Linked DNA regions of Mus musculus: region 1 is linked to region 2. Evidence: chromatin loops called from intact Hi-C (ENCODE). Cell type or tissue: left cerebral cortex. All regions are shown on one strand. Each heading gives the region's core, and the rest is flanking DNA. Links, peaks and the distances in the headings are about the cores only. Region 1 overlaps Hspbap1 (Hspb associated protein 1). Region 2 holds the start of Kpna1 (karyopherin (importin) alpha 1).

Region 1 (5,380 bases), core at 275-5,274, 210 kb before region 2:
GCGCGATAACCATGGCAGCAGGCTGCGAGGGCATCGCGCCCCCGACCCTGGGCGAGAGAACTGTGGGGGAGGAAGGTAGGTGCGAGCCAGGGACGCCGAAGTGCCTCCGAGCGGTGCGGATGGGCGCGGCTCCATCCCAAGTCTCGCCCGCGGCGTGTTAGGCCTGGGAGAAAGTGACTTTTTAGAGCATGTGGCTTCTTAACGTCGTGCGGATCAGTTTTCTGATCTATCGGGACAAGTACCACTGTGGAGTAAGAAGTTCCTCTGAGGACTCCAGGATCGCTGGCCTCTGAGGGAATTTTGTGGCAATTCTCTTGTCTCTGTTGGGATTCCAGGTGTATGCGACCATAACTTTTTATGGAGGTCTCTGGGGAGTTCGCCAGACTTGTGCACCAGGGGTTTTTACTTGACAGTCCATCTCTCCTGTCCCAAATCATTCTCTCATTTTTTAAAAAACCAATTTATCTTCCTGATAATGTGTCCTGTATCCTATTTTATGCCTCTCTTATCCACCATTCAACAGCAAAAGTGACACGTAAGATTCTTTAATAATTTGTATTGGACTTAGAACCTCCACTAAAATCCAAGCTCCAAAAACCGTGACCTACACAAAAATTTAATTTGGGGTCTGTTGTGTTTTATAAAAATAAGGAGAATATGTTTGGTGGATGTGTAGTCAGGTGTTGGGGAAGGGGGTGCCTCCGCTCCGCGGGCCCATGCTGAGGCATCCCTTCCCCTTGAGGGACCAGCCACACAAAGGTATAGTAGAGAATAGAGTTTCTTCAGGGTATGGGAGCGGAGTTGAGCGAGTAAAGGCAGAGAGAGAAGAGGAGTAGAGGCCGGCCATGAGCACGTGGAGGGGGGAGGGGAATGGAGAAAGGTTAAGGAGCAAGGGCAAGAGAGCAAGAGAAAGAGGAGGGGCAATCAGCCCCTTTTACCATGAGTCAGACACCTGGCTGTTGCCAGGTAACTGTGGGGCGGAGCCTGGAGAAAATGCCCACTGGGTCTGTTGAGGTCTCTAAGCATCTCTTCTGTTTGTACATTCTTAAACATTTTTAATTAGCCATAAAATGTGGGTTTCGTACGTTCTTGACTGGTCGATTCCCTTTCCATCATACTTGTACCCATCTTGCAGGTTCCAAATATCTCTAACCCTTGCATATTCTACTAGATGTTAAGCGCTTTGTGGAAATAACCTGTGGTGGTTTGAATAAAAACGGCCCCATAGGCTCATCTACTTAAATGTTTGGTCCCCAGTTGGTGGAAATCTGGGAAGGATTAGAAAATGGCCTTGCTGGAGGTGTGTCACTAGGGGTAGTAGGCTTTGAGGTTTCAAAAGCCCGTGCCATTCTCAGCGCTCTCCACTGCCTGCTTGTGGACCAAAATGTAAGTTTTCAGCTATTGCTACAACTTCATGCTTGCCTGACTATTGCTATGCTCCCTGCCATGATGGATCATGGATGCTAACTGTCTTAGAGTTATCATTTCTATGAAGAGACACCACGACCAAGGTAACTGTAATAAAAGGAAACATTTATTTGGGGCTGGCTTACAGTTTCAAAGGTTTAGACCATTATCATCATGGTAGGAAGTATGGCAGCCTTTAGGCAGGCATGGTGCTGGAGGAGCTGAAAGTTCTACAGCTTGATCCCGAAGAGAGTCAGGAGGAGACTCTCTTCCACACTGGGCAGAACTTTGAACCCTAGAAGATTTCAAAGCCCGCCTACACAGTGACATACTTCCTTCAACAAGGCCGTATCAGGTAAACTCTTGCTTCATAAGTTGCCTTGGTAATGGCATCCTTACAAAACTAAGACCGAAGTTGGTACTAGGGGAAGGGTATTTCTGTGACAGACCTGACCACACTAGTTTTGGGGGAATGTAGAAGACTTTGGGACTTTGTGTGTGTAATCGTGGCATTAGGAAAGTAATAAGACATTTCATTTACCACTGTGTGTCCAGTAGCACATAACAGTATCAGGCATGTAATAAGTATGCTGAGTGAATGAATAAGGGGTCCCAGCCAGGTAAGGTATTGCATACCTGTACCCCATAACATAAGAGAGTGGATGAGGAACTCAAGGTCGTTTTTGGCCACATAGCAAGTTTGAGGCCAGCCTAGACATAAACCTTCTCTCAAAGAAAATGAAGAAGGGGCCAGTGAGATAGTGGGTAAAGTGCTTACCCTGCATGGCTGGCAACCTGAGTTTGAACACCCACCCATGCCAGAACACACGCACAGTGGGTTGGCCTAAGGCTGCCTCTATTCTCATACTAAGTGCTGGCTAAATGGAGTCAGCACATAGACCCAGATGCCTGCAGCCAATAGCTGGGGAGAAGAGAGGTAGGCGGGACTTAGGTTTCCTAGGCTAGAGACCGCGAGGAGGAGCAGGAAGGGAGGAAGATACCATGGGTTAGCTGAGCCATAAAGCAGCCATGTGGGCTGGCCAATTGGAGCTAGTAGCAGCCCAGATGAAACATAGTAGTAATGTGGTTATGGGTAGAAAGTGGATTCTAACAGCGTGGAAGGTAGGCAGTTGCTCAGACAGTGTGGTGGGTGAAGCATATTAAAAATATAAAGGCGGGCTGGAGAGATGGCTCAGCGGTTAAGAGCACTGATTGTTCTTCCAAAGGTCCTGAGTTCAATTCCCAGCAACCACATGGTTACTCACAACCATCTGTAATGGGATCTGATGTCCTCTTCTAATGTGTCTGAAGACAGCTATGGTGTACTCAAAAATAAAATAAATCTTTAAAAAAATATATAAAGGCTGTGTGTGTGTTTTATTTGGGAACATAAATGGTCAAAGGCGGGAAGGAACCCCTGTGCTGGGATTTTTTAAAAATATTTTTTACTACACCCATGGAAAAAAGGTAGAAGAGTCTTGATGCCGTGTTGATACTGACCTCCACATGTGAGCTGTGACGCAGGCACGCCCGCATGCGTTCTAATAATTTTTTAATTTAAAATTAAAAACACAAACTGTCCCAAGCCTAGAGGTAAGTAAGAGAAGGAGGAGGACGTAGTCCGGGGAGTGGAAGAGTTGGTGTGAGGAGTGTTGAGAGGGATGCCCAGGTTTGATTGTGGGGGTAGTAGGATCAGATTTAAGTTTAGGACGATCACTCTGGGTGAAGATACAGGATAGATTAGAGGGAGTTGACAATCCCCCTGGGCCTCAGTTTCCATTTTTATGTAATGCACAATTATTGTGAAATTTAAGAATACATGTAGCCAGCTGAGCCTTAGTGTCTGGCAGGAATTAGATATCTGAGGATGATGGTCATTTTTTATTGCTAGCAGCAAGCGCTGGGACTTGGGAGTATCGGCCAGCAGTGTAGTGCTTGTCTTGTTTATTGAAGGCCTTAGGTCAAATTCCCAGCACCACAAACAGGGCAAAAGAAAGTGCTGGTCCCATCACTGACTGATGTGAGGAAAAAGCTGGGCGGTGTTTCTTTTCCAGCCTGAAAAACAAGGTATAAATTAAGTGTGTAGGGTTTTGAGTATAGTGGGACCTGTTTGATTAAGCCCATTTGCACTTGACCCAGGGTCCTATAGTGCTGGACACTCAACAGAAACCAGAAGTCAGCCTTGGACTGTGACTCTGAGTTCGTTGTCTCGTGCCAATGAAGATTAAAGAGACAAACTTTTCACGGGGTGCAAAGTAGAAGCAAGCTTTATTTAAAAAAAAATACAGAAAAATGAGAAATTGGAGAACAGCGAGAATGGGAGGGGTTTTGTAGAGAGGAAAGCTGTTGAGTCCCCTTGTCTAGGGGTTTTTATAGGGTCATGGTCATAGTTGGACAAAGGAATCTCTATTGAGATTTGGGTTCTGAGACTGTCGTGGGCTGAGCCAGTGGAAAGCCTACACGCCTTCCTGGCCTACCCAGAGAGACGATCATGCACTGTCCACTCGGGTGATGGACACCCCTTCTGTCGCCTTTGCTTTTGGCTTTGTTAGTGATCAGCCTTGACTGATAGCTGTTACTTGCCGACGTTACTATCTTCTGATATTGTAGGTGTGTTAAATGCTGTTAATTCTGTATTCTAAGCTCTCTCTATTCTCATAGGTACCAAGAAATAGTTGCATTTGTTCTTAGCTAACCCCCTGTTTATGGAATGGTCTGGGGTCCCTTTGCTGAAACAGTTGGGGCTTTTTGTTAGAAGACAACCTCACTTAATTTAGTCTGTTACAATTAGCTGCACTAGAAGCAAGAATATAAGAAAGGACCAGCACACCATTGTTTGGCTGTCCCATAGCCAGGCCCTCTTTGTCTTCCTCAACCCTTTAGACCCTTAGACCATGCCACATTAACCTTTAGTGTTTCCTTTAACCCAAGCCTTTGCTCTCCCTGCAGCATATGTAGAGGCTCGTCTCTCTTGCTGCTTCCTTACAGCTCCTACAGCATTAGAGATATTAAGGCTGTTGGGAGCAGGGTTGGGTTTCATCTGAATAGATGGCATTTAGGTATGACAATGGTATGTTACAGAACATATCAAACATACAGCTGAGTAAAGGGGTATTTATTTTGTAGCATTTACATCCCATCAAATCCATTCTTTTAAAATGCGTAAAGCAGTGGTTTTTAGAATGTTCCCAAAGCTGTCCAGCCATTTGTCACTGTCATTGCAAAACATTCTCACCATTCCCAAAAGTACTCTGATACCATTGCCAGTTACTCACTGTCTCCCTTTTGCTCTAGCTCTGGGGAACCTGTCATCCTCATCTCTGTAGATCTGCCTATTCTAGACATTGCCTTTAAATGGAGTCATACAGTATGTGTGGTATCTAATGTCGCTCCCTTAACAGGTTTAAGGTGTCATACACGCTGGTGCATGCATGCATGTCGACCTACCACATTTTGTTTATCCACTCATCAACTAGTAGATATTGGGATTATTTCTACTTCTAACATTGACCAACAGTACACCTATGAGCATTTGTGTATGTGTGCATGTTTGTATGTATGTAAATATGCTTTTAGTTTTCATAGATGTATATATCTAAAAGTAGAATTGCTTTGAGAAAAATCATTGGTTCTTAATTTAAAGTTAGAAGTGGGAGAAAAAAAAATGGCAATGTGAACCTGCTTCACAGAGTAACGTAGCCTGTACACACAGTTCTGTAGATAGCCTTCAATTTCATATTAAAGAACATTTAAATTCTCTCTTTAGACCTTTTAAACTGTCACCTTCTCCAGAACCATTAATTGAGGATGGCACACACTTATTATAAAGAAAGCAAAATCCTTCTGTAAGAGACAGCTTTGTCTTCAATTAGACAAGGCGAGAGAGAACAAAAGGTTTTTGTTTTTTTTTTTTTTTTTTTTACAAATGCACATATTACAAGGGTGCAAGGAGAAAAGCAAAGGCATTTTGTAT
Region 2 (5,380 bases), core at 91-5,090:
GAGACCTACATAAGGACATTGGAAGAAGGAAGTCTATCTCTCCTTCACCTGCTTGCCTTGTGGGACTGAGCAACTGCTAGATTCTTGGATTTCCATTCACAGCTGCTACTGACCATTGTTGGGAGTTGGACTGCAAACTGTAAGTCATCAATAAATTCCTTTACTATATAGAGACTGCTCATAAGTTCTGTGACTCTAGAGAACCTTGGCTAATACACTCCGCATGAGCCAAGCATTCAAACATGTGAGCCTATGAAAGGGATAGGAGGGGTAGAAGGGCATATCTATTCAAACCTATTCACAGAGGGTATCCACAGTTTACCTGGATCCTCTGCTGAGGATCTATCAAGCAGCAATAAAGTATATGTTTCTCTAGTGAAGGCTCAAGTCAGGAAGATTCTGTTTCCAAGCTCACCCAGGCTATTAGCAGAATTCATTTCTTGTGATTATATGATTGCAGGCTCTAGATTCTTACTGAATGCTAGCTTTATTCAGGTCCTAGAGGCCATCAGCAGGCCCTACCAGGTGGCCTTCTATAGGCAAGTGACAATATGACAACTTAAGGCTAGCATGAATTTTTAGTTTCATAAACACAAAGCACTACTAAATGAAATGTCATCACCAGAGGCCTTCTATCTTTTAGTCCAGTCTGTTGGCTAGTAAGGGGTCCTATAGATATTCAAGGGGTGGTGTAATGGATATTTCTGGTTTTCAACTTGACTATATCTGGAATGAACTACAATCCAGAATTGGAAAGCTCACCTGTGATCCAGATCTTGAGGCTGGGAGATACAAGTTTCTGACCTGGATCTTGGCATGGAGATCTTGAGGTACAGTGGCTATGAATCCTAGGAGACTAAGGCAAGGAGATCTCTGAGTTCAAGGTCAGCCTGGGACAAAACAAGTCCCAGATCCAGTCATGGTGGTGTACACCTTTAATCTGGGCCACACCTGCTGGAGACCTATACTGGAAGAAGGAAGATTCTCTCTCTGCCTGCTTGCATTTACTTGCCAGCACATCTATTGGAGTCTACTAGCCATGTGGGACTGAGCAACTACTAGATTCTTGGACTTCCCATTCACAGCTGACCATTGTTGGGGAGTTGGACTACAGACTGTAAGTCATAACAAATTCCCTTACTATATAGAGACTATCCGTAAGTTCTGTGACTCTAGAGAACCCTGACTAATACAGGTGGTGATTATACAGAGCAGCACCAAGAATCAGAGATCACAGCAGTGCCTGGGTCGGAGGAGTGTTATCCTAAGACTTCTGCCTGTCATATCTAGTAATATTGAAGACACAGTGTCCTGGGGCTGGAGAGATGTCTCAGTGGTTAAGGGCACTTGCTGCTCTTGCTAAGGACCTTGGTTTGCCTCTCACTAACCACATGACAGTTCACAACTGTCTGCATTTGCAGTTCCAGGAGATCTGGTACCTTCTTCTGATTTCTGCAGGTACCAGGCATTCACACATATGCCGTACATACATACACACACAGGCAAGAGACTCTTAAACATGATGTAATGTCCTATAAAATGATGCAATGTGCTAAGGTAAGACATTTTCCTTCTACACAGTATATATACGAGAATATTCATAATAGCAAAAATACTGTTACTTTTTGTACTTCTCAAAATAAAAAACAGAGAAACATAAAAGACCAGATATGTGTACAGGCATTATGTTTCTGTGTAAAGTCATTATGCAGCTGTGGTCTACTGTAGTGGAGGTGGATCAACCCTTCCACTACTAAAAACCTTAATGAAGAGGTACTGAGGTAGTGCAAGACACAGAAGAGAGCCCCACACTTGTCCTTGCTTTCCCAAGCAGTCAGTGACTGAGGATTGCAAATCCAATGATCAAGGTTTTGTCTGCCTCATGGGGCTGAGGAGGCCTTGCCAAAGAGAAGAGACCTAGACTTTTGGTTAGGACGCTCACGACTGTATCTACTTGGGAGTAAGGGTGGATTAGGGAATAACCAACCTCCACAAGGTTGAATGAGTCTTACCTCCTGAGCAGAATATAATGATCAGATATCAGCTCAGCTATGGTCAGGCAGTCATTGAAGGAAGCCAGGACAGGAACTCCAGCGGGTTGATACAGAGGCCATGGAGGGATGCTGCTTACTGGCTTGCTCCTCCTGGCTTAGTACACTTCTTTCTTATAGAATCCAGAACCACCAGCCCAGTGATGGTACCATCCACAATGGGCTGAGCCCTTCCCTAGCAATCACTAATTAAGAAAATTCCTTAAAACTGTATCTCCTGGAAGCATTTTCTCAATTGAGGTCCCCTCTTTCCAGAGGATTCTAGCTTGGGTCAAATTGGCAACACTAACCCCTAAGTCTCTCTGATAGAACACTTTCTCCCAAGCTGCTTTGCTCAAATTCAGCTTCCATGTAAACAAGCACACTCTTAGTGGAGAAGATGATACTGACGCAGAAGGAAGAAAGTGAGAAGAAAGGGAGAGAAGGACTGAGGGATCGAGAAAGTTGTTCTAGTTTGCTTTCGGTTGCTATGATAAAACTAACCAAAACAACTTGGGGGCAGGCATTTCAGCTTACAGTGCATCTTTGAGGGAAGCCAGGACTGGAATTCAAGGCAGGAACCTGGAGGCAGTAATTGAAGCAGATCATGGAGGAATTTGGTCCCTGGCTTACTCTCAGCTTGTTATCCTATACAGCCCAGAGGTGGCACCGCCCACAGTGAGTCTCACATTTATCGTGAGTCAGGAAAACACCCCACCGACGAGCCTTCAGGCCAATCTGGTGGGAGCAGTTAGCCCATGTGGTCCTTTTTCTCCTCCTGTCTTACATTTATAGATGTATTGATTCGAAGAGTAAAAAAGTAAAATAATGACTGCCCTGAGAACTGGCGCTGCGGGATGAACCGAACGCTGGGTTAAGGCGCCCGATGCCGACGCTCATCAGACCCCAGAAAAGGTGCTGTTCCTCTCGTACTGAGCAGGATTATCATGGCAACAACACATCATCAGTAGGGTAAAACTAACCTGTCTCACGACGGTCTAAACCCAGCTCACGTTCCCTATTAGTGGGTGAACAATCCAACGCTTGGTGAATTCTGCTTCACAATGATAGGAAGAGCCGGTTAGACAAGCGCAGAAGGGAAAGAGAAGATAGACAGAGCTGGTTTGAAAATTGGTTTAATAAGTCTCCTTGGTTTACCACCCTTGTTTCTACCCTTGCCGGTCCCCTAATCATCCTTTTGCTTTTGCTCACTTTTGGACCTTGCATTCTTAATAAGTTAGTGGCTTTTGTAAAAGACAGGGTTAGTGTTGTACAGGTAATGGTGCTCCGACAACAGTACCTGACTTTGCCGAAAGAAGAAGAGGGGTCGCTCTAAGATTAGAGCTACTCACAAGAAGAAGTGGGGAAATGAAGAGTAAAAAAATAAAATAATGACTGCCCTGAGAACATGGGCCCCCGCCCCCGGCCAGATGGCCTAATTCCCTGGAACTCTTGGGAAAAACAACCACAAAATGTTTCAATGTCCCAGGTGCCTTGAAGTAAATATCCGCCCCTAGACTTCCCCTGTTTCCTCTCCCATCCTCCCCCTAGGTTCTGGTTTTTACCTTTATAAACCTGCTGGAAAATAGGGTTGGGGTCAGACTCCTCTACCCCTGCGTGGTGTATGGGTCTCGACCTCAGCATGCTGGTTTGTGTGCCATTAAAAACCTCGTGTGTTTGCAGCAAGCGTGACTGTGGCTTTCTGGGCTCGCGATCCCTGAGACTTGAGTGAGGGTCTCCCTTCGGGGGTTCTACAGATTCATGTCCGGTGCTCCTCAGTATTCCTTTTAAACTGACTTGTTAAACCGTGTCCTGTGGTTGTGATTTTCCTGTGACCTCTACTTGCTGTCTTAAAGTGTTCCTTTGAAGCCACCGCTCTACTCCCCAGAAAGAAAAAAAAATTCTATCATGTAACGGTTAAGTCATTTCCCTAAATATTTTGTTTTAGCGTGCCTTCTCATAGCAACGCAAATATTTTCGCTGGAAATTGCCGTTTTTGAGATAGGGGTCTTTCTACGTAGTAATGCTGGTCTAGAATTCGCCATTCTCCTGCCTCAGACTTCCTAGAGCTGAAAATACAGGCGTGCGTTACCGTCATGCTAGGCTCAAAAAGCGATTTAATGTTATATGATACTAATAAATTACCGGGTAAGATGGGTGAGAACTGAAGAGAATACCCAGAAAGTTCCTGCAAACGGGTTGCATGTGAATTCTTTGAACGTGAGACACTGACGTATTTTGTAATACTCCCTCAGCCTCCAACCATGCCATCATTCATCCAATAAGCATGCTCGGCTGTGAGGTACCTACCATGTGAGAGGGAAGCTATATTGATGTGAGGGGGAATCCGTCCATTCTGGAAGAGCTTAGTAAGGACAAGTTTGTTTCCATAACTTCTATATGTCTGCGCTTTTACTGACTGCCAACCTGGTCCGCAGAGACCCACGCCCTGGCCGCCGCCTTTTCCCTGGCCGCCGCTAGCCTAGGGCGTCCACGCTCGGAGACTCCGCTTCCCGGCAGCCCCTGCGGCAGGCGGCGGAGAAGCGCACGCAGGCGCGCCGGCCGGCCCCCGCACGCAGGCGCAGTGCGCACGCCGGCTGAGCTGGGTCTCGCGGCTCTGTGAGCGGCAGCGGAGAGCGAGGCCTGGTGAGCGCCGCCGTGGTGCGCGCCGGCTGGTCAAGGTTGTGCGCAGAAGAGGCGCAGCGGGCGGGCCAAGAGCGAGCGTCTCCCTCTTCGTAGTGGCACCGGGACCGGTCGCCTGGAGCCGGTGAGTGGGGGCACCTCGCGGCCCCTCCCCCTCGGCGGGCGGCTCTGGGTCCCCCTCCGCGGACCCGAGGGAGGCCCCGGGGCGAAGGCGGACGCGGGCGGAAGCCGGAGCTGGCTCGGGCGCGCCGGGGACCGGACCCTCGCGTCGCTCCGGTGCGTCACGGGCCCGGCGGTCCTAACGGCCGCGCGGCGGCGGAGCGGGGTGGGGGTGGGGAACGCTGGTGCTCGCCGTGAGGAACGCCGGTCGGGGCGGGGCGGCGCGGCGCGGCGCGGCGGTGGAAGCGGCGTCGGGGACTGCGGGGCGCCGGGCGGCGGCGCGGAGTCTGCGCGCCGCGCTAGCTTGAGGGCGGGGGCGGGCGGCGCGGAGTGCGGTGGCTGAGGCCGAGGCGTGCGGGGCCGATCGGGGAGTTGGCAGGTTACCACCGGGGCCGGTGTTTGGAGGGAGGTGGGGGTGGAGACGGGAGGCTTGCAGTTTACAGATGTCATAACTACGCGGGCCTGGAGCTGCTGACGGGGGTGTGGTAATTATAGCAATGACAAGTTGGTCGGCTGTGTGAGCCGGCGATGCGAGGGAAACCGCCAAG

The links. Peaks named below come from ENCODE experiments on the same cell type or tissue, not always from the same donor. Only the 100,000 strongest peaks of a DNase experiment are listed, where the experiment ranks them.
Region 1: it touches region 2 in a loop (9-fold over the local background); 1 of 42 quality-filtered maps calls a loop at or near these places.

What each region holds. Positions count from the first base shown.
Region 1 is chr16:35,770,465-35,775,844 of GRCm38, forward strand. Hspbap1 (Hspb associated protein 1) reads left to right here. Exons shown (of 8, transcript NM_175111.3): 1 at 1-75. The coding sequence starts at 12. Among named protein-coding and RNA genes, the nearest start is that of Hspbap1, 2.8 kb to the left of the region's middle. In left cerebral cortex, for the core only: no CTCF peak of the experiment used is centred there; no DNase peak of the experiment used is centred there; H3K4me3 peaks cover 505 bases.
Region 2 is chr16:35,978,712-35,984,091 of GRCm38, forward strand. It overlaps Kpna1 (karyopherin (importin) alpha 1), which reads left to right and starts at 4,652. Exons shown (of 14, transcript NM_008465.5): 1 at 4,652-4,797. Gm15564 (a long non-coding RNA gene) reads right to left here and starts at 4,618. Exons shown (of 2, transcript XR_001781900.2): 1 at 4,341-4,618. In left cerebral cortex, for the core only: a CTCF peak has its summit at 3,043; DNase peaks (open chromatin) are centred at 3,041, 3,503, 3,872, 4,333 and 1 more place; H3K4me3 peaks cover 1,503 bases; H3K27ac peaks cover 1,289 bases.